Linked DNA regions of Mus musculus: region 1 is linked to region 2. The links are chromatin loops, found by intact Hi-C in ENCODE. Cell type or tissue: left cerebral cortex. All regions are shown on one strand.

Region 1 (8,000 bases), 140 kb after region 2:
ACAGATGTATTAGTAGAGAATGCTAAGTTACATCAAGACTGCAACTACAGGGCTTGGGAGATTGCTCAGTGGATAAAGCAAGTGACTTGGCAGCCTGGCTCCCTGAGTTCAGATCCCTAGAACACACACACACACACACACACACACACACACACACACACACACACTCACACACACACACACAAACACACACACACACACACACACACACACACACACACACACACACACACACACACACACACACATCTTTAAACCTAGCACTCATATAGGAATCTCTAGAGTCAGCTAGTCTGGTGTGTGAAGGGGTATACAAGAGAGACCCTTGTGCCAAACCTGCATTGTGTTGTGGTATGTTTTACCTACACACACACACATGAACATGCACACACAAACATAAATAGTAAGGCGACTGAGATGAGTCTTCCCACAGGAAGATGACATTAGCGTCTTCTGAGAAGTTACTGTGACGTGGTTAATTGGAAAGGCAGTAGAAGAGCAACCAGGATGGCAGTTCAAAGAAGAAGAGATAACAACTGTCATAAGTCGTGCCATCCCAGGAGAGACAAGCAGATTAAGTTTACAACTGAAAAGCGAATGTTTATCTTAAGAGAAATTTCTGTCTTCCCACGAGGGAACAACCTTATTTGAAGACCAATTAGAGATAAAATAGCAGCATAGTATTATCCAGTGACTTCATCCTGCCGTTTTACATTAGTGATTATTCTAATTCATTCATCATTCTGATCTGATGAGGTACCTGCTGTTATTCCCCTTATACAGGTGAAGAAAGCAAGGTTAAAGAAATTAAATATACTGCTTCCAGATGTTTGGTTAGCAGTCAAATTAAGAACTAGAGTATGGTTTGACCCCAAAAGGCAGTAAAAAATAGGTAGACGTAACCGGAGTGTGTGACAAGAAGGACTGGAACTGTCAGGTACAAAAGTCTGCGGTAAATATAGCCCAGGACAGAAGTCCAGGGAGAAAGAGGGTTGTGTTTTAATATGATGGACAGAAGAGATAGTAGTAGCATGCAGGCAACTTGATAGACTTTGGGGACAGTTTCACATAATGTTTTCTTTCTCCATAACATTAAACATCTCATGAACCTGTGTCAGAGGGAGGGTGGAACCGAGATTTCAGTGTACTTAGAAAGTGTTGCAAAGCCCAGTTATTACGAGCAGGACATGCAGCTAACACTGAAGTCATGTGCTGGCCCATGTTCAGAGCCAGGTTAAAGATGTTAATGAAATCAAAATGACTGGATAATTACTAAAATGTAGGGAATATGTAGTTAAATTACAATAAAATTCACAATTAACAAAAAAAGTTAATCCCTTCTGTCTTTGAGAATTTAGTAGTCTCCATGTCTAAGATAAATATAGCTTTATTGTTTAATTTTATTCTAGTTTTTCAGAATTTGGACCATAGTGTTTAATAATAATAATAATAATAATAATAATAATAATAATAATAATAATAATTTTTTACTTATTAATTTTCTCCCAGTCACTCCCTCCCACAATCTTTCCCCTATCTCCCCTCCCCTTCTCCTCTGAACAGGTTGGGGCTCTCCTGGATACCCCCAATCTTGACACTTCAAATATCTGTGAATCTAGGCTCTCCCTCTCCCACTGAGTCCATACAAGGCAGCCCAGATAGAAGAACAGCTTTTGGGATAGCCCTGTTCCAGTTGTACAGGATCCACATGAAAACCAAGCTGCATATCTACTACATATGTGAAGAGAGGCCTAGGCCCAGCCCATGTATATTCTTTGGTTGGTGGCTCATACTCTGAGAGCCCCCAAGGGTCCAGGTTAGTTGATTCTGTTGGTCTTTCTTTGAAGTTCTGATCCCCTCTGTGGCCTTGTATATTTCCATAAAAGTCCACAGGCTCTACCCACTGTTTGGCTGTGGGTGTCTGTAACTGTCTGAGTCAGCTGCTGGGTGGAGCGTCTCAGAAGACAACATGCTTCTGTCTGCAAGAATAGCAGAATATCATTAATAGTGTCAGGGATTGGTGCTTGTCCATGGATGGGTCTCAATTTGGGCCAGTTATTGGTTTGCCATTCCCTCAGTCTTTGTTTCATCCCCTGTGCCTGCACTTCTTGTAGACAGGATAAAGTTGGTGCTGAAAGTTTTGTGAGTGGGTTGGCATCTCTATTGCTCCACTAGGGCTCTGGCCTGGCTACAGGAGGTGGCCTTCAGGTTCCATCGGACCATAGTTTAAAGTACACTAATTACTTCTTGAAAATGATTGATTATACTAATGACTGTATAGTTACTGTCATCAGTTTTATATCAAGTCTTTCAGCTTATAAATAAGAATATAATTACATAAAGAAAAATATGTCTGTACATCCAGGTGTAAAGTTGTTTATATTTGCATGACTAGTCACATATGTGTACCAAAGCATTGTGTGTTCACAGATGTTTCCCTGTATTTTTCTGAACATACATATGCATGTAAGCTTGATACCTGTAAATCAATAGAACTGAATCTTTACAAAGAGTTTGTTGAGCACAGGCAGCCACACAATCCCCATTTGTTTTTAAAATCAAAATGTTAATCCGATGACATTCTATATAAAAAATAGCTTCCTTGGATGTCATAAAATCCCGAATATCATCAATCACAAAATTAAAAATAGCTAAGTCAGATGGATGCTTATCATACTTCCGTGTATTTCCTTCTCCCTTCATGCTTCGTGATCAAGTTGAAGAGATAAGAAATAATGTAGCTAACAAGAAAGTGGCTTTAAGATGTATGTAGGAAAAGATAGAAATCCCAGCTGCCCGAGCAAGGAGGCTGTGTGATTGGTCTTCTCTGGGTCTCAAGGGCCGTCCTGTTTCCTGTGAATGGTTGAGAAAAGGAATGGCTTATTCCTTTTCTGATAGCTCGTTTAGAACACATAAAAGCTCTCCTCATCAGGGAGAGAAAATTACATCACTGATAAATCAACCTCATGTGCCCTTTTCCGTCCCAGACTCTAGCTGGAAAGTATAGCATTTTCAGACAGGAAGAGTATTTTGGGTTCTTTTGAATTCCCGAAGAGCAATTGGGCCTGCAGCGATGGGTTTCTCCCTACTCTTCCCAGCTGTGAGGAGCTTTTTGTAGCCTTCCAGTGTTCAACTTGGTACAGTCCCCGGAACAGGTCAGAAAAGGCTCCTGTAGAGATTTTTATATCACAGCACTGTTAGTTAAACTAAACTTTCTGCTCGATATTTTCCCAAGAGAGATATTTTCTAGAGTTAATTAGAGTCTTGGGAAATGAAGTAACAAAAGGCAGAATTTCAGCTTGGGTCAAACAGACACATCACTAGAAAGCCAAGAAGACGAGGGAGTGCCATGGGTTTTTATTACAATTAAAACCTGAAAGGACCCTTCATGTATCTAGACCCTATCTTTTCTCTCAAGGTAGGACGATTCATCTACTATGAGGATAAACTTGGTCACATTATTCAGAATCTACAGGGAGAGAAATCACGTAGACTTTCAGAAACGGCCATTAAGTCTCAGGTGCTCTGCCCAGACACCTGCCCACTTCTCTGGCTCAAAAGTTATGTTCTAAGATTTTACCCTGTTTTAACCTAATTTCTCCATAAGGCAAAAAAGAATAGATGTTTATTTTGCACTCCAAACTACTATTCATAACCTTATTAGCCACATTATGACACTAAAAGCATGCTTATCTCATCTTTCGGGCCCTTTGTATGGTGTTTTCTCCATCTGGACCCTTGTATATATTTAAAAGCTACCTACTTCTGTCTTTGATATGTTATCTATGTGTGAGGTATTTGAAATTGCCGTTCAGTGTTCAATTTTAATTTAATAAAAATTACTATATGTTTATCTCATTATTGAAATATAACATATTTCTTTAAAATTTTACCTTTGAATATCTGTGCCTTTGTGTGCACACACACATACAAACAAACACACTCAAACATATTTAGGATAGCAGCTTGTATCAAATTCAAGCACCTTCTAAATTTAGCATAATCTGTCTACTGTCTTGGCCACTAGATGGCACTCACCTGCCTTTTAAAAACTTTCTAGGCAGAGATTTGTTTAAAAGAATAATTTATTTTTTTTAATTAAGAAAAACTTAAACAATAAACTCTCAAATTATTCAAAGACTTATTAATATGCATTTGTTTTTGTTTGCAGGCCACAATAAAATAGACCAAGCACTACAGACATGTTTTATTTTCTAGGCTGACATTGTTCTCCCTCCTTTACAGTATGTCCAGAAAACATAAAGCTCAGAGTTAAACCGAAAAGAGTTCATCTCTACCCATCTTTCTTTTTTTATTAGATATTTTCTTTATTTACATTTCAAATGTTATCCCCTTTCCTGGTTCCCCCTCTGAAAACTCCTATTCCCTCCCCCTCCCCCTGCTCACCAACCCACCCACTCCTGCTTCCTGGCCCTAGCATTCCCCTACACTGGGGCATTGGGCCTTCACAGGACAAAGGGCCTCTCCTCCCATTGATGACCAACTAGGCCATCCTCAGCTACATATGCAGCTGGAACCATGAGTCCCTCCATGTGTGCTCTATGGTTGGTGGTTTAGTCCCAGGGAGCTCTGGGGGGTCTGGTTAGCTCATATTGTTCCTCCTGTGGGGCTGCAAACCCCTTCAGATCCCTGTCTACCCAGCTTCCATAACTCAATGGACAGAAAGCTCTTCTTCATTTTTGCTGTTGATCCCAGAATTGAAATTTTGATTCCCAAATAGGTCTGAATGCACAAAATTTTCACTTTATGTCTTTTTGGGGTAAACTATTCTAGGTTAACTATAAGAACCTTTACAGTACAATCTGACTATTTTCCTGTGCCATTTTACATGGCTCAATCTTAATCGCATTTAAAGAGGAAGTTAGTTTTACTTTATTATAAAGTTATACACCTAGAAATCTGTATTATGAGTGAAGACACATTTCACTTCTTCCAAATAAAGATTCATAATCAGCTGCATAAAAAGAAACATGAACTATTTGATGACAGTCAGGCAATGTCTTTATGTGGACTAATGAAGGGTAGCAAATGAGATACATTAATTTGAATTATTATATAGCATGTCACTAGATGCTGTACACTTCAGACTAAACCTAGAATTTCCACCAAGGTGTCAAAGGCTTGACAGAAGAGTGTGTCACAATTACCATACATTAACAAGGGTGATGGCTCAGCGTGCAAAGGCTCTTGCCGCCAAACTTCATAGTCAGTGAGAGAACACAGAGTCTACATCGCATGAGAGGACTGTATACATCTCAGGTCACCTGTGTACCAGCCCCAGGGATCTTCTGGCCTGTGAGGTTTCCCAAACATACACACACATGTAGGGAACATGTAAGCGTGAAAATAAACTATTTTATGTTTTGAAGGTGTAAGATAATTATATTGTTTTCCCCTTCTCTTTCTTCACCCAATCCAATCTCATACAGCCCTCCCTTCTCTCATTAAATTCATGGCTTCCTTTTTCATTACTTAATATCACACACACACACATATACTCACACACTCACACTTGTGAAAAGAAAGAAGAAGAAAAGAAGTAGGAAATATTGTAAATCCAGGAGAATAGAACAGTATTTTGTGGGGTTTTGGTTTGGTTTTTGTTTTTGTTTGTTTCTTTGTTTGTTTGTTTGTTTTCTTTTGGTTTGGTTTGGGTTGTGTCTTAGTTAGGGTTTTACTGCTGTGAACAGACACGTAACCAAGGCAACTCTTTTTTTTTTTTTTTTTTTTTTTTTTTACATTCCATATTCCATCCCCCCACACACATCTACCCTTCATCTGGTCCACATCCCACATCTCCACCCCCACCCCACCAGACTTCTAAACTCCCTGGAGCCTCCAGTCTCTTAAGGGTTAGTTACATCTTCTCTGAATAAACACAGATGCAGAAGTCCTCTGCTGTATGTGTGTTTGGGGCCTCATATCAGCTGGTATATGCTGCCTGTTTGGTGGTCCAGTGTTTGAGAGATCTCAGGGGTCCAGATTAATTGAGACTGCTGGTCCTCCAAGGCAACTTTTATAAGGACAACCTTTAATTGGAGCTGACTTACAGGTTCAGAAGTTCAGTCCATTATCATCAAGGCAGGAACATGACATCATCTAGGCAGGCATGGTACAGGAGGAATTGAGAGTTCTACACCTTCATCTGAAGGCTGCTAGCTAAGTCTGGCTTCCAGGCAGCTAGGGTGAGGATGTTAAAGCCCATACCCACAGTGATATATCTACTCCAACAAGGCCACATTTCCTAATAGTGCCACTCCCTGGGCCAAGCATCTACAAACCAACACGGGTTGGGTTTTGGGTTTTGTTTTGTTTGTGTTTTTTTTTTCTTGTTTCATTTGTTTTGTTTTTGTTGTTGTTGTTGTTGTTGTTGTTGTTGTTGTTGTTTTGTATGTTTGCTTTCCTGTTTGTTTTTGGGGACATTGTGGCTACCAGGAATGTTAGCAGTTCCATCCATAAAGTCTCACCAACATACCTGCCTAAAATCCCTTTTAAAAGGTATACTCAGTAAACTTTACTAAAGCATAAAGTTCATTAGAATGCCATCTAAGACATTTTCAGCACACACATACTAAAATCTCTCACACTGTTCATACTATTGTGCTAAATGCCACTAACACATAATTTAATTGCAAAAACTATTCTATGATTTCACCTGCTTTAGATTTTCTTTCAGTTTGAAATCTGGGGATTGAATTCCCTTCTTCCTTTATGTGTAGCTCCAGTATCATCATCAATTTCAGAGAAGCTTCCTCTGAGACCCTCCATACAATTCTACTACAGTCTATCAAGCTCATGTTTAGATAAGCATTGGAGTCCTTCCTGCCACAATCTAAATCTCTCTCCCTATCACTGTGAGGTCTTTCCATCAGTGGTCCATTGTACAGGAAACTCTAATTCTCTTTCTCTCTTGGATTTTTTTCATAATTCCAGACATACCAATATTAGTAAAACCTGTAGCTTCTATATTATACATTGAATGGTCAAGACATGCGTAGCTGATTTCATAGTTGGCAGGGAAAAGTTAAGCAAAGGGTGAAATCTGGCACTCTTTATTTTATTTACAAAGAGTGAATAAGAAATATAAAATACATACAAACCATGATTCTTAGATTCTTAAAACCAGGTCAATAGAACCATGAATGTAAGTTACAAATAAGAACTATTTTAGAAGCAACCACAATCAGTCAAGCTAAGAAGTCAAATATGGTTCTTTTGTTTTTCAGCTTGGAAAACAAATGAAAAAGAATGATGGTTTTCTTTTTTGTTAATCCAGGACTATAGAGCACCTCTCATTGTGTTTATTCTCTAAAATGAAACCACTTTTTAAAGGAGACCCAAGGAGGAAAATGGAAAGGCATAGTCTGACTTTAGACACTGTAGCAGTAATGCATGACTTTGTTAATATTTATCAGGGAATTAATTGAGTGATTCATTTGCTGCTTCACCGTTATGCCAATATAGCATGTTGATATGGGATTCAGTTTCTATTAAGAGATGCTGGAAGATGAATCTAGTCTAAGACGCTGACTGGGCAAGCAGGGAGTTCACTGGCTGCAAGCATTTTTATAATTAACTTAGAAGCAGAGATAAATGATAAGGGAATCTTATAGTAGGAAAGGAGGCATGTTATGACTTGTCTTTGAGGAAATACATTTTAAGTGGCAATCCATTGATTTATATGTAGATATTTGTGAAGAAAAGAAGGCCCCTAGCTTGATATTAAACCATAATATGTTGCCTAACTTGCAGTTATTTTTAATTTGCGTAGCAAAAAATTGTTGAGCATAGGAAAATGCATGCTAAGTACTTCAAAACATTGCTGAATTGTGACATCAAAGCACACAAATGAGTGTAATTTTGTATAATCGTTTGTGTCTTTCTATAGGCAAACAGCTCTCCCTGACTATTTCATTGTAAAAATTTAAAAAAAAAAAAAAAAGTAGTACTTAATTTAAATTCCTACTTTCCTGGAGCTC
Region 2 (8,000 bases):
TTCCATTTCTTGACTTAGATACATACTAATGCTATATTTAGGATATGTCCTCATGTGACATATCTCATTGTGAGGCAACTTCTCTCCTTGTTTGAGCTTAACCAGGTAACACAGTTTGCACAGTGGAATAGAATGGTAAGAATCTCACAATCTGAGCAAAGCCGCAATAGCCATTGAGACGTTTTTGAGATTTTTTGATCTTGCCCTCTACAACAGAGTGCTATGGCATGGTTCGCTTGGGAACTGAAACGCTGCAGCTTGGCGCTGCCTGGGAGAATTCCACCCAGTCACAGAGGCCAGAGATATCTCTAACTAGCCCTTGTGTGACTTGAATGGAAAAATGCAAGTTTTCCAATATTTACTAACTTTTCCATACGGCTCACTCAGTATCCAAAACATTTCCCTTCTTCTTCTATAACACCCAAAGTAGTGTGAGAATAGAGTCTCAGGCGTTGCCACATTACATTTGAATAACTCTGACGGTAATCATTCTAGGCAAGGGAGAACACAAGTGTTGTTCCACAATTTTACTTCAATACAAGCTCCTTATTTCCTCATACACTTCTACTTTCTTACCACCAGATGGCGCTCTGAGTCTAGCTAGCCAATAATCACACAAACCACATTTAATTGCATTTTACTTACAGGAGATAATCTCTTCCTAAAAGTTAAGATTCAGTCATTCCTTAGAATCCCAAACATTCACTCATTTGCACATTTTTCCTATTAATTTCTTTGGCAATAAAAGGTATGAATGGGATTCTTCACAGAGCTATTTCCTAGTATAGTAATAATACCTACTATGATTGTTACTAACTTCTATCATATAGAAAACGCCAAATAATCATTATGTATTAATAGTAATTTTGTATTACATATATAACTGAAATTTTTACCATATTTAAAGCTTGGTGCTCTCTATATCATATTTAAGTCTTCAGATCAGAATGTAAACAATGCAACAGTTGGCCGACCTAGAGGTAAAGATTTAAGAACCATGATTGCTAACCATAGGTTCAGATCTATTTAAAGGAGGTCAAATCTGACGAAGAAAAAAATACCAGGACATGAGAACATTGTCGGATCAGTGGAATGGAAAGAGGCTCTTCGGCAAGGGAGATTGCCATGGTACAACTGAAAAGTTGGCTGAAAATACCAAAGAGATCATTTGTTTTGTTTTGTTTTCTAGGGTCATAATCAAGAAGATGTTGAATGGATGAGAGTGATGGACACTAGGAAATATTCTAGGAACGTAAAATGAATTGATGGAAGTTGGGTTATTAGTAAATGGCGCAAGGACATAGGCAATTCTGTAATGATGGCATCACTTATGTTGAAATAAGCCTCTGTGTGATGAATAAAGGGAAACAAGAAAGACAACGGACTCAAGAATGGGAGCTGGGTTATATAAAAAGGCTCTTGTAGATAGCGAAGGAATACTGAGCGTGTCTTTAGACTAAGAAAGGTCATCCAAATCACAGCGCCCCCAATGGAGGAGCTAGAGAAAGTACCCAAGGAGCTAAAGGGATCTGCAATCCTATAGGTGGAACAACATTATGAACTAACCAGTACCCCGGAGCTCTTGACTCTAGCTGCATATGTATCAAAAGATGGCCTAGTCGGCCATCACTGGAAAGAGAGGCCCATTGGTCAGGCAAACTTTATATGCCCCAGTACAGGGGAACGCCAGGGCCAAAAAATGGGAATGGGTGGGTAGGGGAGTGGGGGGGGGACTTTTGGGATAGCATTGGAAATGTAAATGAAATAAATACCTAATTTTAAAAAAAGACCTATAAAGGGAAGTAGACACAATTTAAAAAAAGAAAAAAAGAAAAAGAAAAAGAAAGGTGATCCAAAAAAGAAAATTGACATTACCATATAATAGAAAGGGGATATACAGTATTAACAATTTTGAATTCTTAGACTTACAGAATTTTAACTTGGATCACAAATTCTTTGACAAGACTATAGGAAACTGCTATTGTTATCAGTTATCTGTGTGAGGATAAGAAGATATACCCATAGTTGGAAAATAAAATAATGTGTTACATATGAAAACTTCATGTATAATTTTACCAAGGACTACTATTGGTAAATTCACCCCATTGGTATGCTCAATTGAAATATATACCTGATCATTTCTTTCTTTGTACTTCAACTGGAAAAGTTATTAAATGAAGTGATTCCATTAATTTCTGGTAGTAGGAATTAATTAGAATCAACTCATAAGGAAAAATAACTAAGCTAATTAAAGTATAGATTTATTTCTATATTTTACACTAGAAAAATACATAGTACTATGTAAAATGATAATAGATATTATATACTTGAATATTTCTTAATGGGTATATTTTTTAAAAAGCCTACACAAGAATCATATATAAATATTTTTAAGCTTTGTGTGAGAATGATGTCGAGTAAAATTCTATGAATATTGGGAATAGGGAAGGCAAGTTAGATGGTAGCCTTCTGATAATCATAACATAAACCCCTCTTAAAGCTATATAATTAGAGAATCAATGTTATAATAATTATTCAAATATACAAATGTTTTAAATTAAGGAGTATCACTAGAAATTTCCACATAGCCTATATCATGTCTTGACAATATTTCTCCATGCATTCCTTTCTTTATTAACAAGTTTTCTCCCCTTTTCTAGTGCACTTTCTACAATGTCATATTTTTTCATCTTTAGTTTTAAAATATGATATATAGCATATCATATTTGTGCTCCTTGTGTTGCAAACATTTCATATACATATGTAAGGTGAGAGCGATAAAAAAAATGATGAGAGAGGGTTTAAAGTTATAAGTAAAACATATCATTGAGTAAAGAGAATATAGGCCTTTTCTGACAGCTCGTGTGAGCGACATTCGTGTGACCGTTATTTTATTTTCAATTACGTGGATAATCTATGTGGGCATGATTAAACACTGTCAGGTTTTAACTTTGGTATTCTGGGTATGCAAAGATATTGTAATCATGTATCATAGCCAGTGATCATTCTGTCTGACTGAATTGGCCAATTCTAGAAGGAAACTCATATCCTAGCACACTTTGGACAGAAAGTCACGTGCAGGACAGGGGGTGATTATTTTAGACTGTGTCACATGCAGTGGCATATATAACACAATATATATTAAACCAAGATTACACCTGGATGTATATGACCACATCAGTAAAATTCTTTCTAAAATGGCTGCATACCTTACCCAGCAGACAATCTCTGGCAGCAAACATCCAGAGTATCTGGCTGTTATAAACTTTATGCTTCTTTTATTATTATTATTACATAATTTTATTTACATTTCAAATGTTATCCCCTTTCCTAGTTTCCCCTCCGAAACACCCCCCATTGCTTCCCTCCTCTCCCTGCTCATCAACCCACCCACTCCTGCTTCCTGGCCCTGGCATTCTCCTGTACTTGGGAATAGAGCCTTCATACCTTATTGATGACCAACTAGACCATCCTCTGCTACATATGGAGCTGCAGCCATGAGTTCCACCATGTGTTTTCTTTGGTAGGTTGTTTAGTCCCAGGGAGTTCTGGGGGTACTGTTTTGTTCACGTTTGAAGTTCCTCCTACTGGGCTGCAAACTCCTTCAACTCCTTGGGTTCTTGTCAGGCCTAGATGTCAAACTTGTTTTTGGAAATGTGTCACTTGGTGTTGGCCACTCCACAGTCACTTATTCTGACCAGTTTTGTATCTCTGGAATAGTCTCCACCTTTGGCAAAAGGAAGACTTTGGAAGAGTATTAAGTGCTACACTCATCAATTAATCATGTATAAATTAATGGTTTCTGAGAAAAGACCAACAGCTTCCTGTAGGGATGAGTTGGCCCAGAGGTTGCCTTATCTATTCCAAGTGGGAATCCTGAACACATGTACCTAACAGTGACACGAAATAGACTCACGTGTGTGTATGTGTGTGTGTGTGTGTGTGTGTGTGTGTTTGATGTATCATTATGGCTAACATGTAATAATATTTAAAGAAGGAATTATTAATTTGGTAGGAGACACAAGAGGTTGAAAGAGAAGAGGAGTAATTTTCATACAATTTCTCACGTTTGAAGTTCTAAAAAAAAAAATTACATACCTCTTAGCCAGAGATGATTTATAAAATTTTACACATCCTTTAGAGGGAACATTCCACACTTAAAACATTTCAAGGCAATAACTGTATTAACTTTCATTAAGCTGGGCATCATTCCAGTGAGCACTGAATCTAAGTTTTTTTATATATCATTTTGCGTGTGTAAATAATATAGCACTAATGATATTTTGTAAATATTTGTCCATCTATATGATTGGAAAATTCCAAGAGGTTATTAGACTATCTCAAATGGAATTTGAAAAAAAAACTCAAAAAATAAGCCACTGAAGACACAAACTCTTAACAGTTAAAGGAATGTGTGTGAACAGCCACAGAGAGCCTTGCTGGTTGAGGGGAAATTTGCATCTTCACAATAAGTGTTATATGAAAAGCAGAGCCCTTTTCACATGCTAGCTCAGCTATTGAAGTTATTCTTATCTCCTATCTGGACTACTGCCTAGTAAGAATAGGAAATTCTTCATTCATTTTACCAATTATATCTGCCATGTGCAGGCAATGCAGAGCCTTGGCGAACATTCAGACAGCCTGCGGATTGAATTTGTTGGTAGAGGACACTCAGCATTGTTCAGCAGTGCAGGAAGCTGGGCTGGCTTTAATAATACATGAGGGCTGCTTTGGACGATTTTTCAGGCTCTTGTGTTGACTGCATGCATGCTGCTATGAGCCATGAAGTCTGCCCACTTCAGGCTCTGTTAAGAAAAGAAACTCAGCACAGAAGGCTTGTGGAAATTTGTGTTTTATTGGCCAGATCAACCTCTCCAAATCAAACCTATTTTAAAATTGAAAGCATAACATTGGCCAAACATTTATTTGAGCTTCATAGATTCATGTCTTTGCAACATTCGATGTGGAAATATTGTAAAGTGTATAGGTCCAGTCCTTAGAATTTTGTCAAATAGTAAAACACTTGTTTTACAGAGGGGGTACATTAAAAAATGTAGACATGATGAGATTCTTTTCTTTAGATTCAATAAAAATCCAGTGAGTGTGTCATCTGTAATATTAAACTGCATATATAATGATGCATTCATTTTAGTTTCTTTGTTTGAATTTATATCTAGTGCTGAGAAGTATTTATGTAGAAGACAAAGGACTTCAACCACTGAATTAAAAATCATTATAGGTTCTTTATATCATACACAGTCTGATGTCTGTGTGTCTGTCTATGTTTCTGTCTGTTTTTCTGTCTGTCTCTATTTCTCTCTGTCTCTGTCTCTCTGTCTCTCTGTCTCTCTGTCTCTCTCTGTCTCTCTGTCTCTCTGTCTCTCTGTCTCTCTCTCTCTCTCTCTCTCTCTCTCTCTCACACACACACACACACACACACACAGAGGGGGTGAAAGATAGGGGATTCTTCTAATCCATTTAAATGAGTCATGTAGATTGTGGACCCTAATATTTAGCCAAAGATATGACATGTAAGTAAAAATGACAAAAGAAAAATATTGTAGTGTACAAACAAAACTTACAATGGGTTCATAAACCATAGCTCATCTTCTAATGTTTAATTTTTGCAAAAAGCTTTAACAGAATAATGCTATATCTAAATTCTTTAAGAAATACCTGGACAACAGACTGTACTCAATACTACAAGAATATCAGAGAGGTGGAAATAGCATACACACTCACTCACAAACACACATACACACACACAAACACACACACGGAGTCTTAGTTCTGAGCAAAATGTCCTGGTTGGAACTGAGGCCACTGAGTAAAACTACTTAGTTCCATTCTTTCTTTTGTCCAGACAAGTTGCACAATTTGTCAGTGAGTGCATCAGCTTGGGGCCCTCCCATTCTTCTCCCCCCCCCCCGACCCCCCAGGCAGCCTACATTTCACACTCTTCTCCATATCCTCTATCCAGGCTCCTTAATGGTCCAGCTACCTGCCTCCAAAAGCAAAGAGCAGTGTCATAATCACCATCATGATTGATGGCGCATAGAGTGACAAGTCTACAGAACAAGGAGCTTTGAGGACAATGGCTTCATCTTGAAAAGTGAAGTGTATACTAAGCCTTTGATCTGAAAATGTGTCCCACTGCAATCACACCTTCTAAAGCTTCACAAGTGTCAAAATCATAATATCTTCGGATCTTTTGGGGCAATTGAGTTTTGCCAATAAAGTACATAGGTTTGATTTTAACTTTCTTGTAAATTAAACAACAGCATCATGTTTAGACTTCACTAGTATATGCTAAAGGAAGCAAATCAGTAGCCTGGCAATCAACAATCAGAAAGACCAGAGAATAGACTCCTGTCGACCATGGCTAATTCGGGATATTTTGATTAAATTCCCTGCAGTGTAAATGCTAGCTCTGACAAGGCAGCATTCTCCTTGGCTTATGTAGGTCAAACAATGACTTAATTGCTCTATAAAGATGTCAGTATAAATTGAATTACTTCTCAGTTATGTAGTGAATTTACTAGACATGGGGGCAGAGGGACTTTACATGAAACAGTAATTTAATTACCTTCCTGGAACCGAAGGTATAGCTTGAGTTCATGCTAATTGTCATATTGTAATGACTTTTCTCTGTTTTTTTCTTTTCTTTAAAACTGAAGGACTTTTTTTTAATATGCCTCAGTGTTTTCTCTTCTTAAAAGAAGTGTTACAATATAAGCCTACACATATATTATTACACAATTAAGTTACTCTAGATAGTCTGTTAGTTTTCAGTCATGGAACATATAAAGTTAGGTTGCATTGTTTCGTGTTTTCTTATTAAATGTCACAGTTAAAAAGGTACAGATCAGTGAAAACTCTTGGAAATGGGTTCTTAGAGTCCCTTAACTACACTGTCCATTTGTTTGCTATGGCCCTTCCGGTTGTTAGCTTTCACGTAAGTTTCTTTTGTCTCCTGGAATTTTTACACATCAGTAATTGGAAATTAATTTTCATCTCCAAAGCTTAATTCCTCTGCTATATATACCATATTCCATGCGAAGGCCGAGTTACTGTTGATTCATTGTGTTTAATCCAAACAGCACAATTTCAATTCCTTTAAGCTTTGACTTCTTTTATTATATTTTCCTGTCTCTGTTTTTATATATAATAGGCACTTTAAGTTAGAAGATCTGCTTCTTCCATTAGTGAGAAAAGACACATCATAATTTCCTCAAGAAAACTTTGAAGTGTTTGGATTCCTCTCCCTCCTGGTATAATCTCTTTCCATGGTACTGTTTCTGTTTGAGGTTGTTTATCTCTGAATGCTGGACACAGGGCTTCTCTCCCATAAGGTCTCAGTACCGTGTCTGTTGTCTTTCTCCAGTTTAATGCCTGGTCTTAGTACTTTTTACACATTATTTTATCCTGATGATTATGATGAAATCTATGTGATGAAATTGTTCCTGTTTAGAAAAGAAAAGTACCCATAGGGTTCTGTTTTCCTCTTTTTTTTAAAGTCATTTCACAGTAACAACTCAATTCTGTAGGGTACGACAGAGACACAGAATAAAGAATGCAACAACAAAGATGTTAACACATTTTACAAGTTAACTCAAAGAAATTAGCAACATCTCCTAGGACTTCATGACTCATTCTTTAAAATAGTGCAACCCTGCTTCTGTCTCCTCTCTCTCGCAGCTTTGGAGGGTTCCCTGAAGTATGTGCACATACCTCAAATACCTTGAAATATGTGAACTTGGAGTATTAGCTATGTTGGTTTATATATTAAGTAAAATTGGCAAAACTAGATGAAGTCTATGGAGAAAAAGAATCCCTTGATTTCTTCATATCTGGATTTATTCGGAATTCATGAAATCTTATTAGGAATTTTTATCTTCACTCTATTCAAACGACACTTGATACATTAAAGGCCTTTCAAGGTATTTGTGTTGTATGGATTGAGCAATTTCTCCAGACCTTAGAACCAGCAATGAGTAAGG

Evidence for each region. A loop is a pair of places that touch in the nucleus more often than their neighbours do. Peaks named below come from ENCODE experiments on the same cell type or tissue, not always from the same donor. Only the 100,000 strongest peaks of a DNase experiment are listed, where the experiment ranks them.
Region 1: it touches region 2 in a loop (3-fold over the local background); 3 of 42 quality-filtered maps call a loop at or near these places.

The regions. Positions count from the first base shown.
Region 1 is chr16:72,352,713-72,360,712 of GRCm38, forward strand. It overlaps a transcript of Robo1 not described here. Among named protein-coding and RNA genes, the nearest start is that of 8030451O07Rik, 120 kb to the left of the region's middle. In left cerebral cortex, a CTCF peak has its summit at 4,028 (motif pointing right); DNase peaks (open chromatin) are centred at 3,056 and 4,024.
Region 2 is chr16:72,217,637-72,225,636 of GRCm38, forward strand. It overlaps a transcript of Robo1 not described here. Among named protein-coding and RNA genes, the nearest start is that of 8030451O07Rik, 13 kb to the right of the region's middle. In left cerebral cortex, a CTCF peak has its summit at 570 (motif pointing right); DNase peaks (open chromatin) are centred at 578 and 4,656.